Regions from separate parts of the Mus musculus genome. Here regions 1 and 2 are each linked to region 3. The links are chromatin loops, found by intact Hi-C in ENCODE. Cell type or tissue: left cerebral cortex. All regions are shown on one strand. Each heading gives the region's core, and the rest is flanking DNA. Links, peaks and the distances in the headings are about the cores only.

Evidence for each region. Peaks named below come from ENCODE experiments on the same cell type or tissue, not always from the same donor. Only the 100,000 strongest peaks of a DNase experiment are listed, where the experiment ranks them.
Region 1: a loop joins it to region 3, with 2.3 times the contacts of the local background. A loop is called at or near these places in 3 of 42 quality-filtered maps.
Region 2: it touches region 3 in a loop (2.6-fold over the local background); 5 of 42 quality-filtered maps call a loop at or near these places.

What each region holds. Positions count from the first base shown.
Region 1 is chr8:40,508,084-40,513,370 of GRCm38, reverse strand. Cnot7 (CCR4-NOT transcription complex, subunit 7) reads left to right here and starts at 1,617. Exons shown (of 7, transcript NM_011135.5): 1 at 1,617-1,831; 2 at 3,145-3,356. The coding sequence starts at 3,240. Vps37a (vacuolar protein sorting 37A) reads right to left here and starts at 1,588. Exons shown (of 12, transcript NM_033560.3): 1 at 1,138-1,588. The coding sequence starts at 1,262. In left cerebral cortex, for the core only: a CTCF peak has its summit at 1,201; DNase peaks (open chromatin) are centred at 1,140, 1,605 and 2,040; H3K4me3 peaks cover 2,044 bases; H3K27ac peaks cover 1,789 bases.
Region 2 is chr8:40,590,935-40,596,320 of GRCm38, reverse strand. The region is part of intron 4 of Mtmr7 (myotubularin related protein 7); the gene reads left to right. Among named protein-coding and RNA genes, the nearest start is that of Mtmr7, 41 kb to the left of the region's middle. In left cerebral cortex, for the core only: a CTCF peak has its summit at 2,396; no DNase peak of the experiment used is centred there.
Region 3 is chr8:41,237,100-41,242,485 of GRCm38, reverse strand. It overlaps Pcm1 (pericentriolar material 1), which reads right to left and starts at 2,727. Exons shown (of 38, transcript NM_023662.3): 1 at 2,523-2,727. In left cerebral cortex, for the core only: no CTCF peak of the experiment used is centred there; DNase peaks (open chromatin) are centred at 1,623, 2,069, 2,462 and 2,948; H3K4me3 peaks cover 2,125 bases; H3K27ac peaks cover 1,981 bases.

The sequences.
Region 1 (5,287 bases), core at 1-2,500, 730 kb after region 3:
CTACTTAAAAAGACAGTAAATGACTTTTTGAAACTTTCCTACAACCAAAAATGAAGTTGACAACCAAGAAACTCAGTTCAGTCAGCAACAGGCCTCATTCAAACTGATTTTGTAGTGAATTTTTCTTTAGACAATGTTTTTTTAGGTTATAGCTTACTTGCTTGGGAAGAAAATAGATGTGTAACACAAAAATAGCCCTTGATGGTGTGTTCAATAACTTGATGTTATTATCTCATGGATGTGTGAGTAGGTATGTATACATACATAATTATATTGTATAACATATTATAATGTGTATAATGTGACAAGGTTTTTGAAAGTCTAGAGTTTAATCATGTTGATCTCTAATATGCTTTATAAAATGTGCTGTGAAGCTGTTAGTTAATTGTAAAATCCATATATCGCAAAGCAGCTCTAATATTTGAAAGCCTGTAGCAGCCACGGACATATCTAATTTAAAAAAAAGACTGCAGCAAACAATTTTATATTTAAGAAAAAAAGTCGAAATAATCTGATTTCCTGTATTTCTAGTTTGACTACAATACAACAAGCAAACTCAAAAGACAACAGATAATGCAGATGGTTGTCTGGCAAGTCCTAAGTGTGGAGCCAAATAGAAGAAAGTGAGAAGTCTAAAGACTCTAACAATTACAAGACAGAAAGAGGTTATTGGAACAGGGTGAGCTTTAATTACAGACTCAAAAGGATTGTCACCAGGACAGAGTTAACTAAAAACACTGGCTTCCCTTTTCTTTGACGTTGCAACAGTTTAAATTTTCAGTTCATAAAACTGTTGGGAATTATCTTTCCAACTGTCTCTTAGCATGTTAACAATTCGAAGGCAATGCTACAATCAGGTAGATCAAAAGGAAAATTAGCGTGTGAGCTAGGGGTGCTGTATACAGATTAAAGAGAGATGACTCCGTTTGTCAGTGGAGATGAGCCAAGTCAAGAGAGGAGCTGAACAGCGGTGGGGCACCAGGGACACAAACTAGGGAAGCAAGCGCTTAACCCCACTGGAAGACCCATCAACAGGAGGCAGCTGATGGAGCGGCCTACGGATTCGCACACGGTGTGTTTGCAAGCAGCCCGCCCTCCCGTCCTACTTTACCCTGGGCCGAAGCCACCAGTCGTCACCTGGAATGGGAGTTCCGGAGTGACTCGATCAGCCGCTGCTTCTGCTGCTGGAGACTGGTGAGGCCGGCAGGGGACCCAGCCGCGGAGGATGACGCGCTCTTCGCCAGGGGAAAGAGCCAGCTCATCCTCCTCGGGTCCCCGGGCCCGAGGCCCTACAAGGTTCTGGCCTGCTGCTCCTCGCTTAGCCCAGTGCTTCCCGGGCGATCGAGCACGGCCCGGACGGGGTGCCCAGGGGCCGCGCCGTCTCCCACACGCCGCGCTCGTGAGTCCCTGGCCCCGGGGGTCCGAGCTACCACTGCGGGCGGCTGGAGAAGGGCGACTCGTCGGCTGGACGGAACCCCGGTGTGCTCCGGGCCACCACCACCCCGGGGTCAGTTAGCTAGGCCTGGTCGCCTTGCCGGCTCAGCTGCTCCAACGCCGGGGCGTTCGTCACCTGCCCGCCCCGCCTCCTGAGGGAGGGCCCCGCCCACCCGGCGCCCGGCGTCATCAGGCCGCGCCCTCGGCGGGACGTGCGAGGAGCGACGTCGCCGCGCTGGGCCGAGCGCCGCTCCAGCTCCCCTTTCCCCCTTTCGCAGGGCGAGAGGCGTCTATGGGGCTCCCGCCGCCGCCGCCGGTACCGCCACCGCCACCGCCGCCGCCGGGTGCTAGCTCTATGGCGAGGAGGAGGAGGAGGAGCGCGAGCTCAGAGACCCAAGTAGATCCGGCGGGGGCCCGGGCGTGCTGGGGCGCCTTGGGAAAAGGGGCTGGGAGTGGGGAGCCCGAGATTGGCGCGCGCGATGGCGCCCGCCTAAGCGTGGCTGTGTGGGACGGAACTGGCGGAGGCGGGGAGCCCGGGGGGACGGCGGTGCTAACGGGCGGGGGGCGGGTGGGGGCTGTCAGGGGCGCGGCGCGCAGTGATGACGCCACCGCTTTGTACCTGGGACTTCGTTGTGGGAAGGAAATTGCGAGTGGAGGGCGGTGGCCTACTTGGGGCCCCGGTGGCTTTCGTCCTCGGCAGTGGTTTTTGGGGGTAGTCGGTCTGGCTCTAGGCCATGCGAATAGGCACCCTGCTCCTGGCCGGCGGCCAGCCGAGCGACTTATCCTTGACATGAAGGCGGCCGTGCTCTCTCCACGTTGCTCGCCCACGGAGGACGCGCGACCTCAGGGATGAGAAGGCCTTGGCTGCCCCTTGGAGGGACCCCTGAGACCGCAGTAGAGAAGAGCGGGTGGAGGAAAGCAGGGTTAAAGTACAGTGTGTCGGTAGAGCGCGTGTAGGGACCGGTGTGAGGACGGAGGGGAGGAAGAAAGAAGGCGTGCCCTGCATCACCTTTTGTTTTCTCCAGCGTACATTTAGGAGTTTGGGACACCAGGCCACCCTCTTTTAACTCGCTGGTTTTGTCGGGGGTTATTGTGTGTTTGGTCCCTGTCCGTCTGATTAATTATCTTACCATTGTATACCGTGAACCTTGTGTGGATGGCAGAGACGTGAGGTCTCTCTTGGGTTGCCAGTTTTTGAAATTAGAAATTTTTAAATGTACACATTTCATTGCCTGCCTGCCTACCTGCTTGCTTGCTTTCTTTCTTTCTTTCTTTCTTTCTCCCTCCCGCTATATTTGTTTCTGAGATTGCCTAATGGCTTTTCAAAACATTTTTAAGAAAAATGTTTCCTCTGCTCTGCTTTGAATGAGTAAGATTTTTAAATGTTTTGTTAGAAGAATAAAAGCAAGCATTCTGTTATGAAACGTTTGATTTTGTTGATTTTTTTTTTTTTTTTTGGCTTGAAATGGTTCAAAGTTTTGTGTGGAGTGAATTGAACTCGGAGCAAATCTTAATTAGTGAAATTTATATTCAGTTGGGAAATCGGCGGTGTGGTGCTTTTATCCTCTAAATATTAGCTGTATACCTTGAGAAAAGGAACTGTCTAAAACTTGATTTTGTTATGAGTCATGAACTTTGTATAAATAAGGTTTATACCAGCCCAGTTTTATAATTCACATTCATGATATTGGTGTTTTTTTATTTCAACAGGTGCATAAGTAAAGGGTAAAGTATTTTTATGACACAAATCTTCAATCAAGTATAACATTTTGATGCTCCACATCTAGACTCCTTGTGCTGTCACTATGCCAGCAGCAACCGTAGATCATAGCCAAAGAATTTGTGAAGTTTGGGCTTGTAACCTGGATGAAGAGATGAAGAAAATCCGTCAAGTTATCCGAAAATATAATTATGTTGCTATGGTATGGACATGACTAAAGCTTTTTAAAATGCCTTTTGTAAGGGTGAAGTGGGAAGTGTGTGAGTGAATAAGTACGTGTGTGTGTGTGTGTGTGTGTGTGTGTGTGTGTGTGTGTGTGTGTGTGTGTGTGTTTGGGGGGAGGGGTGCACTGACACGGGTCTTTTGGTGGCCTGAGACTTCCTGATTAAGCTACATTGACTGGCCAGGAAGCCCCAGGGATCCACCTGCCTCTGCTTTCCAAACATGTAAATTGCCAGCACATGGGCCATGCACCTTTTAAGCATAGATTCTTGAGTTTGAACTCCTTCTGGTCCACATGCTTGCATGCCAAGTGCTTTTACCAGATGAACTGTCCCCCTAAGCCCTGGAGTGGGCTGTTAAAACCATCAGGTAAAGCTGGGCGTGGTGGTGCACGCCTTTAATCCCAGCACCTGGGAGGCTGAGGCAGGTGGATTTCTGAGTTCGAGGCCAGCCTGGTCTACAGAGTGAGTTCCAGGACAGCCAGGGCTATACAGAGAAACCCTGTCTCAAAAAACCAAAACAAAAACCAAAAACCATCAGTTAAACCCTTCTCATTGATAGCTAAGGATTAATTTAATCATGAAAAAAGTGGACTATTTCTTTCATCGAAGGCTATCAGAAACAAAACTATTTTGACAAGTTGAGTTTTTACTGCTTGCATTAATCGGCAAGGGATTAGGAGTCAGGGACATTTGAGTGTAAGTGGCAGACATGCTTTAGGATTTAGTCTTGCTTCACCTGGGTTTAAGAGATTAAGGGAGGCAGGCTTCCCTGTGCTCTCAGGAAGCTATGGCATTCCTATGGGTTTTTACTGAGTCTGAGCTGCTTTGTGAGAAGGCAAGAGTAAGATACCAAGGCTGCAGATGGGAGGAGTCGCTCACTCAGCTAGGAGGAGAATGTTGTGTGGTTTAGACGTCTTTGGCATGGGGAGGAGGACATGGTTACAGAATGTACTTGTTGATGTACAATTTTGTGAAGCTGATTACGTTCAGTGGGAGGACTATAAAGCCTATCTAAGCATGTCAGCTCAGCTCTAAGCAATCCCAAGGCCGTGCTACTAGGTCCAAATAAGCTTTCAGACCAGTGAGTTCCTGGGTATCTTTTTAAAAAGAAGAAAGATAGAAAAACCAAAGTAGATCTTTTAGAAAAAAAAAAATTGCTAAAGCTCCAGAAACATACTTGATCATTAAACAGTCTGCTCTTATAAGTGGTATTCAGTCTGCCTAGCATGTTTGTATAATTAATTTTCTGCTTTGTTACTACATTTTGTGTATTTGTTATAGCTAGTCTATTTTCTTGGGTTTTTTTGTTTGTTTTTTTTCGAGACAGGGTTTCTCTTGAGACAGGGTTTTTCTCGAGACAGTGCGCCACCACGCCCAGTGCTAGTCTATTTTCTTGATCCACACAATTATTAGCCCTAGAAGGCGATATTTCAATGTCTTGCACCTCTATCCCTGGCCCACTTCACGTCTAGCTTAATTTTTATAGAATCCAGTAATTGGCTGGTGGTTGTATTAAATTCAGCAAATTTTAATTTCTTTGCTGTCATATTGACTTACTATTTTTTTCTTCCTCTTCCTCCTCCTCCTCTTTTTTGTTAGCCTTAATTTGAATGCTCATGCTAAACTAATACATAATTTTACTATCACAATTTAAAAAGAAATGCATCTCTGTGGATAAACAGGAATTTCTTTGTATAGCATACCATTCAGTAAGGTATGCTTGTCCATAATTAGAGCTGAAACTTTCTGTCTCGGCAGGGACCGTTATTTTTATGAGCAGCAGAAATTGTTAGTGGTCATTTATATCTCAGATAATAAGGAATAGCTGCATTACAGAAAGGACAGCTTACAAGAGAGAGTGTGACTGTACACAGAAAACACCTGTGCTAACTAAAGAAATGACATTAAT
Region 2 (5,386 bases), core at 1,189-3,688, 650 kb after region 3:
TTTATAGATACTGTTATTGCTCATGTAGCTATTATGAATACATCCCAGCATGTTTTCTGACCTTCAGAACTTTTGATTTATGATTTGTTTTGGTTTTTTTTTTTTTGAGATAGTCTCAGGTAGTTCTGGCTGAACTCAAACTCAGAGTTTAAGGATGGCTTTCAACTCCTGGTCCTCCTGCCCCTTCATGTAAAGTGCTAGGGCATAGCGCGTGCTTCCATACCTGACTTAGGGGCGCTGGACATTGAACCCAGAACTTCTTACATGCCAGGGGAACACTCTGCCCTCCGAGCTACATCCCAGTTCTAATCATTTATTTTAATCATGATTTCTGCTTTTATATGTTGCTAATCGTCTAAATTTGACACTGTGTAAGAGCTACAGCTAACATCTTTACTAATTATGATTGTTATAGTTTGATACTAAACCTTGCCCCAAAGTCAGGTGGGTTTTCACTATTATCCAGAGTATCTCAGAGATACAGGTTATTTGAGATACAGTTGGTTCCTTATGATAATAAAACTTCCTTGTTATTATGCATAAACTCAATTACAATACCTAACATAATCTTCATGAAGTGCTGGGTTAGTATCATTAGCCTGATTGCCCTCTTGCTAAAGTCAACTTTTGCACCAAGTGTTTTAGCCGAAAGATGAGAGAGTGAAGGGGAATCTGACTTTTATAAAGGAAGTCGGATGTCTTTGTTTCTCAACTATTCAGCTGTCCTTGAACAAGGAAGGAGAGAGAGAGAGTGAAGCACAGCCACTGAATGGTACTTTCTCCATGCTGCTGCTTTGATGACTTTCCCCTTAGAATTAACCACCAATGTGACTCATTTGCGCATAGTAACCGGAGCCCTGCATCACCCAGACTGAAAGCTGTGTGTCACTTGCCATTTCTTTTCCAGAGAAACTCCCAGCCCAGTAAGCCTGGCCCTTTCCAGACTGCTGTGACAGAAGAGGTGAAAACCTCGGGGATTTTCTGACTTGAGAAATGTCAGAGGAATATCTTTAATTTACTGCCAGCTTAGAAATAGGACAACCCTTATCTTACATAGTAAGTTCTGACTCATCACCCACTGAGGACATTTCATCTCAGCCCGCTTCCTGTGAACCTTGAGTTTAAGACTGAGACAAATAGGTATTTTCTTCTCTTGCTTTATGAGTTATTTTACACTTTGCACAAGTCCTTTCAAGTGGGTGGAGTGGGAAGAACTTGCGAGTCAACACAGAAGATGTCAGCTGAGTGTGAGCGGCCTGCAGCCGGTTTGCCGTGGTCATCTCTGTTGTCCATGAAGCACCTTTGACACTCACTTGATGGCTGCCTAAGTCTGTAAGCCCAGACTTCATTTTATATACAACCCTGAAGTTACCTCTCTTTAGATCAAGTGATTGGTGTCTGTTACAGGGTAAACTTTAGTCAGGCTAGGGATGTACCTCTGTGGTAGAGACCTGCCAGCATGCAGAGGCCCAGGTTCAGTCCCTGGACATTGGGGGGAAAGTTGCTCAATCTTCCTTGTAATGTAAGTTAAAATATGATCTAAGCCTCATATTTAATTAGACTTGTTTTAAATTTAATCATATTTTTAAATTTAACTAAATTAGAACTTCAGTTCCCTACAGCTAAATCTTAACATGTTCTATGATATTTTATTAATTACTTTGCTCATAACTTCATTTGTCATACATTTCTTGAAGCAAGTTCTAGGATCCAAATATTTAAAAGGTGTGTCTGTGTTGATGTTTCTCAGTTCCCAATAAGTTACCCCAGGTCTGACTCAGACCCTTTGGATAGCATCTTGGATGGCTACCAACTGTGTAGGTAAATACATTTACTGGAAGGTTATATACCCAGGTCAGCAGAGAGCAGTTCTGAGAATGTGGCCATCTCTGCTACTCATTTCTGCCCCAGGTCTAACAGTAAGAAAGTAAGGACTGAGATAGAAATCTCAGGCCATTCCTGAGGAATTGCAAAACCTGGTAGCGTAAGTTCTGTTGTGTAGCGTATTCTTCATTACCAGAGTTTGAGCCAGTTATAAAGGGACAGCTGTGAGGTTTGGCATCTTCCTCGTTTTTCAGTGTGCAGATCAGTAGAATTCAGTATGTCACATTGCTGTGCCATTTAACTCCAGAACTCACCTTACAAAGCTGACACTTTGTGCCCATCAAACAGTAATTCTCTCTCCTCAGTGGTTAGCATTCAACTTCTGGTATCTATGGATTAGATTTTTAGATACTGCATAGTAATGGAACCATGCAATGTTATCCCTTTATGTGGCTTTTACTGCAGAGTTTAGTTGGATTTTTCAGGGTGGCTAACGTCCCTATGTAAATAGAAAACATTCCGCTCCATGGTAGGCTGATGGATTTGGGGGCCTGGTACTTTCTCAGCTAGCAGGAACAGTGCCTCCTCTGGTGAGGATGTGTGAATACCTCTTTGCAAGTCTGCTTCGCCTCCTGCTGATTTCCCCAGAGTGAGGTCTCTGGAGCATGTAGTAAATTGTACTGTAAAAGTTGTGACGGGCGTCTGTACTGTCTCTCACTGTGCTTGTGTTGCTTCAGAGTCTCGCCAGCACACACAGGACAGGGTCCTGGTTTCTCTGAGTCTTTGCCATCACTTGTTTTCGGCTTTGCCCTAACGGTGCCCAGCCCAACTGTTGGGAGGCGATCTCTCAGTGTAGTTGATTTCATTTCATTGGCAGGTTAGCGGTGCCGAGGTCCTTTTCATGTGTGCTGACTTACTCTGAGTGTCCCTGTTTTCAGTTACGTCATTTGCTTTTTTTGACATGAATTTCCTTATGTATTTTGGGTAGTAAACGAATGATTTGGGAATATATTCTTCCTTTTTTTTTTTAGTTACCTTTATATTCTTTTGGTTGCTCCTTGGGTGCATAAAAGTTATTGTTCATTGTAGTCTCTTCCCCCCCCCCCCATGCTTATTCTTTTGACATTGTACATAAGACACCAAAACCAGATTTAATAGGAAGCTTTTCTTTCCTCTTGTACTTCTGTGGAAGTTTTGCATCCTTTGTTCACACCTTTAGTCTATACTGAGTTAATTTTTGTATAAGGTCTAAGAGCCCACATTTTCCCTCTCCGTGTGAATCTTCTGTTTTCCCAGTAACTAGATAAGAAGCCGTACTTTTCCAGGAATAGTTTTGGTCCCTTCGTTGGGATTGCTCAGCTGCCCATATGACGCTTATCTGTGGTCCCTCCGACATTGATCTGTCTTAATGCCAGGGTCACACTCTTTGGTTACATGTGGCTCTGTCACCTTCCTTGAAATCACGTATCATGAATCCCCAACTGTTCGTTAGAAAAAATGGAATCTCTTGAGAATTCATATTAGTTTTCAGATAAAGTTTTGTATTCCTGAATAAGGGGCCATTGAGGCTTGTGATAGGCTTTGCCTAGGGTCTGTAGGTTGCTTTGGGCAGGGTACTTACTACTATTGGGTCTTCTACTCTAGGAATTCAAGCATCATTCCATTTGTATCTTCTGGAGAGATGTTTGTAGTGTGCAGGGTAGGACTTAGTTTTCACTCAGGAGCATTGCCTACTTCAAAAGGAGGATAAATTTCATTCTTTAGTTCTGTCTGTATAAGGCTGTTTATCAGAAGTCAAGTTAAATGACATTGTAGGCCTGGGGGTATGATCATCATTGTCGTCATCATATTATCAACAGCGTTAATGGATTTTTACAGGTGCTCCAGCTTCTTAGAAATTCTAGTGGAAGATGTTCAGGGTGCCATATACTTTAGCTTTGACTGATGGGCAATGCGCTGAAGAAGCAGAATTCCTTTAAGAGAATTGTATTCAAGACAGGAGGGTGTGCCAGTCAGCTTGGACACACCTTCGATGTGGTTGACTGGGCACAGGTAGAGCAGCTTTGGCCTGTACAGTGGCTGAGCCATGAAGGTCACAGTCTCCTCTGGAGAGTGGTAACTCTGGTGTTGTAGATGGTAGCGACTGTCCTTCACAGTATTAAGTGAAGAGGGCTGTGTGCAGACATCAGGACAGCCTCTGAGTGGTGCTGTCAGTGTGAAAGTGCGTATGCAATAGATAACTTTCCTTTTCCTAGTCATATTTCAGCCACAGTATACATAATGGTGTGGCCTGAGCCTCGCTGGACATTTTCTGGCTTTGGGAGACCCGCAGAGGGCCTGTCGGGGGCTGCAGAATCCTTTACTTTCCTCCCGATTTTCAGAAGCTTAAGTGCAGTATTTTGGGTAGTCTTCTGTTGTTCAGATTATTTTACTTAGCAATAAAACTTTTTCAGTTGCTTTGTGTTGCTGTTATTAGGAAGAGTATATGTGATTCTCAGTTTACTGAAATCCTCCTTACTTCCTTTTAAAACTGGTTATGCTCAGGACATGGCAGTCTGGTGCAGTGACTACGTGCCTTTGGTCCTTGGGCCAGCAGCAGGCGTGGTGCGGGTGTGGGTGTTAATGTTCTAGTAACTTGCTTGCTTAATTGAGACAGACTCAGACACCAGGTTGCAATCATGGGGAAGTGCAGTATTCCAGGGCCTCATCCTAGCTGTCTGGGTCCAAGTGAGTTGGGCTTTGTGCTCTTGGTGAGCCGGATTCTCTCAGGGTACCCAGTCCACAGGAGACTGAGGTTATGCTCTGGACCCGTGGCCATTCCTTTTATGGCCTTTTAATGGCTTCCTCCATGATTTTTAGCAGTCTGGTTAAGGAAGTTTGGAAGCTGGCAGGGAGGGCGGCATCATGACGGAGCTGTTTGCAGCTCGGAGGCTTGTGGGTTTTTACTCTCTCAGTGTGGTAAGGGTGGGTCGAGATGGCCAAAGATAAAATATCACCCCTGTTGCCACACCCATGTGGATTTTGTTGCTATGACTCCAAAGATGCTTGACTTCCAGGAAATAAGCAGTTGTTTAACGAAGCCCAGGGAACTGTTTGCTATCTGATAGATTGACTGATGGGAATGCCAGACACCCATCAGCCAGCCACTGTCACCAATGCCAAGTGCTGGCATTTATTTTGGCTCTGGTAGTTTCTAAAGTGCTCCGCCATGGATGTTGTCTGATTTTTTTTTTTCCCTCCTCTTCTTATCCACTTTGTAAAATACCATTTCTAAACTGTCAGTTTTGGAGATGAGAGAAGCAAAGCATCCCGTGTAGTCCGGCTTCCTCAAGGTTGGGGAGCCGCAAACTCCACACCGTGTGCTGAATGGCTGACTTCTTAAGTTCCTCTCAAGGTACCGGGACCTGCCGCAGCAGTTCCTGCCAGAAGGGGCAAATCTTTCCTTACCACTTACAAAATCAATGCACTCGCGTCACCGTTAAGGCTGGCACATCATTTGGTGATGGGAGGCATACCATGAAATCCTACCTAGAAGGCTTCCTGGGAGAGGACCCGGGAGGAC
Region 3 (5,386 bases), core at 1,459-3,958:
GTCTGGCTCTATAGGACAGGCTAGCCCCAAATTCCTGATCCTACTGTCTCAGCTACCCAACTCCTGGGACTACAGGTATATGTCACTTGCCTGGCTTTTCTTAAAACAGCATGGGAGAAGTAACTTCAGATTCCTTCTGAAGAGAGACGCATGCATGATGCACACATACATACATACACACTAAAGAGCAATTACTTCTAAAATATTTTAAACAAAATCTCTTCTATTCTCATCCTTTAGCCATTATATTTCTTCATTTTTATACAGCATTTCATGCATCCCAGGTCGGGGGTGGGGGGGGACCTTAAACCTCCCGCGTCTATATCCCTAATGAGGGGATTTTTACAAGCATCCACCATCATTTCTGTTTATTTGGTGTTGGAGAGCAAATGCAGAACAATAATACATGCTAGGCAACTACTCGATCAATAAGCTAGCCCTAGCCATTTATCTTCTAGACAGCCTTCATGACTTCTTTTAACTTTAACTGAACTTACATCCCAATATGGCAAGGCTACTAACGTTCGAAGTAATTTCAGATAACTAAATCAATGCCTGTCAGTTGTTGGTATAACAAATTTAAGCAAGCAGAAAAGATCATGAAAGAAAGATAAAGCCAGATAAAGAATGTGGAAGGCCATAACTTGAGAGAAATGGACTTGGAAATTGAAGCTACCCAAATAATTGTCTTATGACAATTCAAACTCAAATGAGTTTAAAAAAAAAAATTAAAGACAAGGGACTCCCAGAAAGTACTACTGTATAAATCATCTTATTTAGCTAGTAGGAGCGGCACAGCTCTCAAAGGATGAAGATACACCAAAATGGCAGGTCAGAAGGCTGCACACCCAAAGTGTGTGCTTACTAAATAGACCCTTCAACCCTGCACCAGCTTTTAGACAGCATAGCCCAGTATAAAGTGTTCCCAACTTTAATACATATGAAACTAACACACTAAGGTGTCAAAAACAAATTTTCCCCATTTCAGAAATACCTTTCTGTTCCACGGTTCAAAGCAACTGTCTGCTTATTAAAATTTTAAAAACCCAGTAAATTCTTACACTTTATACTTAGAAAGAAAGCACTAAATTTATGACCTATCGTTTCAGATAATTAAAAATATGTAATTTATAAATAATTTTAAACTCAATTTACATTAACAAAGACGTTTAGATACCCCAAGTCTCTAAGATCCTTCCAAACGCTTTGGGTGTTAACACTCACTTTGGAATATAATGAAAATAGCCCGCAGCTGCCATCTAAAGACCCTTGAAGAAAATGTACTCTCCTGATTAAGTCATTAAATCCCTGTTACTCAAACTATTCAAGAACTTGTTACTCTCTTATTTTTTAAAAAAGCTTTAGGCATGAGAATTCTTTTTTTTTTTTTAACTACATTTACCGAGGTGTACCTTCAAGTGCGAAATTCGGTATTAACGACGCCAGCCAGTGGCCCTGACCAGGAAGGTGATAGGGAAAAGGCAGAAGCAGGTGCACAAAAAGCTCTTGAACACCGGCTCTAGTAACCAGAGAACACCGAAGGCGGGGTCTGGAAAGCGGTTATGGGGCGGGGGTAGGAGGCGGTAGGGGCACCCAGAAAGCCCGCTTCTTCTAAGCGCCAAAGCACGATCTGTCACCCGTAGTTCCCACACCAATCCTAATACCGCCATGAAAGAAAGGGGAGGAAAAAAACGTTTTGTGTTTTGTTTTGGGTTTGGACCAGGCTAGCGCGAGAGGAAAAGTTGGTTCACGCAGACGCCCCCACAGGGGGGCCGAACACCTAATCCTTAACAGCAGTCTCTGCAAAGCAAGCCAGGCTGCCAGAATCCCACTGGACATCTCGCTTCCCTCCCACCCACCCATCCCCAGTCTCCCCCTCGCCCCCCCACCACCCATTCTAGATGTAAAGAAACTGGATCTTCCCGAAGGGGTGAAGAAGGGGCAGTGGGAGGAGCGCGGAGAAGGATTATTAAATTAACATTTTCTTAGCGAAAAGAACCTACTAGCAGGAGTCAGGAACGCCTCCAGGGGCCTTCCTGCTCCAAGAATAAAAGGGACCGCAGAAAACTCCCGGGCCACAGACTCTCTGCACCCAGGAGGATCCGGGCCGCCCGGGACCCCTCCCAGGATGGAATTCGGCGGGTGGGCTGGGAGGGATGGCGGTCCCCGGGGCCTCGGGCCGCCAAGGCCAGTTTCTTTCGGAACTCATCACCCCGAACTACAAGGCAACCTTCCCCTCCACCCTGGAGGGGGGTGAAATCTCCAGCACCGGGCGAGCGGTCCTCACATGGGACGCCCCAAGATCGTGGAGGCGCCAGCCAGCGTCGTCCCAGACGCTCGCCAGAGCTAGCGTGTCAGTCGGCGCCGAGAGGAGCCGATGACAGCCTGGGGGTGGGGAAGGATCGCGCAGCCATGGGACCTCAGAGTTAAAACGGGCAGGCGTGGCCCCAGGCCGCTTCCAGCGCCGCGCCCGCCTCGAACCACCCTGTGCTCCGGCCCGCGGTGGCCCAGGGCCGCGTTACCTGGAAACGAAGCCGCCCCTCCTGCCAAGGGCCGAGTGGCGGTCGGCCGCCCCTCCAGGAGCCGCCGCCGGCAGCGGTTCTTCCTCCAAGACCGCGGAAGGGAGGCCCACAAATCCCCCTCGACTGCCCAAAGCCCCAATGGCCGCCTTCTCTACATTAGCTAACTAGGCGCCAACCGCCGCAGCCACCGCCATCTTAGGACCTCATTGTGGTGGGAGAAGAGTGGGGGGCGGGGGAACTGCAGAGGGGGGGGGGGGCGCAACGCTCCGCGAGACGAGCGCGGTCTCCTCGGCAACGGCTGCGCGGGGGCGAGAACTCGCCGGGGCTGGAGCCGCAGTGCGAACTCCGGGCGTGCGGTGACCTGAGTCACGTGACGCTCGGGCCTTCCGTGGAGTCACGTACCGCCCCTCTAGTCAGGAAAAGATTTGTGCAGACGAACAACCTGGGAACTACACATCCCAGAATGCCCACTCAACTGGGTAGCCAAAAGAAACGGAACTACAAATCCCAGTGTGCTGTGCGCCTGCCAGATGGCTCCGCTGTGTTTTTTAAGGCTTGAGGCCTGTGGGGTTTATAAGTGCTTTAGCTCACTGCAAGTCTCCGGGCGCTTTCTAATTTTCTGTGGAGGCATGAGCTTCCAGATGGAGACCGGAAGACTGGGAACCCTTGTAGTGCATTCCTACCCACTTTCCTATCACGAAGGATACTGATGAGCCTTTACAATCTAACCCCTAATTTTAGCAAGGATATTAAATCAGTATGTCATGTGTGCTTAGTCGGTGGAAGAATCATAAATAAGATTGTCAGTGGTCATTGCCACTTGGAACGCTGTCCCGCTACTTTGTTGGTAGAAAGAAGTAGTTGTAAACAGAGTTTAATCTTGTGAAATTTTCGCTGAACGGATAGTCTTTGAAATCCTGTTTAATTTATATTCTTGCTAACGGCTGTGTTAAGGTTAATAAATGGATAAATAGTGTCATAAAAACAGCACAAAACAAAACTTTTTTTTTTTAAGTTGCAAGGCTTTCAATATGCCAGGCTCCGAAGTTAAGACTACCTGTCGATTTTAGTTGCATGCATACACATTCTGTTTTTAGACAGCTTCTAAATGTCTAAAATAGGATTTTTTTAAATGTAAAATAATGTAATTGAGAAAGAATAGGTTTCTGTTTTTCCACAATAAATTGCTCCACACAATTACCAACAAATTGTTTACAAAACAAAATACTACAACTCTCTCAGAGCACCACGGTTCCTATCAACTAAACTCTTCCTGCCCAGGGCAATTTACTACTGTGTCCATAGCCTTCTGTATTCGTTTTTATCCTGTTTCTGAGGCAACGTCTCTTGTATCTCAGGCTGGCCTCAAATCTCTGACTTCAGATCCTTCTGCTTGTGGAATGCTGAAGTGTAGCATTCCACCTCAATGTAGCTTGTATACATAAAAACATACGATACCTTAAGGAAATGAATCAGTACACTGCTGGAAATCAAACCCAGGGTTTCATGCATGCTAGGCAAACATTCTGTCAACTGAGCTACACACCCAGCCGGGTAGTGGATATTGAACCTAGGGCTTTTCGACATGACATGCTAGGCAAGTACTCTACTACTGACCTATAATCTTTAGGCCTCTATTTTTCATTTGGATCTGAGTCTCACTAAGTTGCCTACACAGATCTCTCTCTCTCTCTCTCTCTCTCCCTCTCTCTCTCTCTCTCTCTCTCGTGTGTGTGTGTGTGTGTGTGTGACTAAGTTGCTTACACAGAACTCTCTGTGTCTCTCTGTCTGTGTGTGTGTGTGTGTGTGTGTGTGTGTGTGTGTGTGTGTGTCTCTGTGTGTGTGTGTGTGTGTGTGTGTGTTTTAAGAGGATATGATTCTCTTTCATTTTGGGAGAAGTGCAGGGTGAATCTTGGAGAACCTATGAAAAAGAGTTGAGGTATGTGAATATGATCAAAATACGTGACATGAAAATTGCAAAGAATAAAAATACTGCATATTTTTAAATAACTTTCCTCAAGCATCACTGGTCTTTTAGGGAAATATGGGGAGTGGGGGAAGCCTGAGATGCTGTAAAATTATCCTGACTTCCAAAAATGTAGCTTGTATATATAAAGACATACAATACCTTAGGAAATGAATCAGTTTGGTATTAATAATACCTGATTATGACAAAATAAATGATATGGGCAGAAAGCACTTTAGTAGTTGGGACAGGGGGAGTAGGGCTATATTATCTCAAAAATAATAGTAGCTCTAGGACTTCTATGGAAGATGAAATATGGTACAGCCATCTGTAAAAATGTGGGAAACAAAGAGGTTGGGTATTAAAATACATATGGGAACTGATTTTCAATATTTGGCATTTAGGAGACATATTGAACATATTTGTTGAAATACTCAGGAGTATGAATGGCAGGCTGATTGGAAGGAGATGGGTTATGCCAGGAATACATAGTACATTCCGAATTAGCACTGGCCAGCACAGAAACCAGGCTGGTGGAAGTAGAGATTCATGTGGGGTGAGGCACAGAGGAGGCTGAACAAGGTAAGACTGAGCAACAGGTTGGGTCCAAAGTATAGAAAGTCTTATTACCAATCTGAACAGATTGGACTTTGTTCTCCAGGGAATGTGTGAAAAACTTACGGGTTCTTGAGAAAGTCGGTTGGATGGTGTTTTGCTACCTCTTTTCTACCACCTCTTGTGGGTGGTGGGCTACAAGAACAGTTAAAGAATTTAAGAACCATCATTAAAAATAGGATTAAATTAAAGCTACACAAAGAGACTTTAGGAGAAGTATTGTTGTTTGGTTGGGTTTTTTGGCAGTTCTGGAGAGAAAACTAGTGCATTCCACATCCTAGGC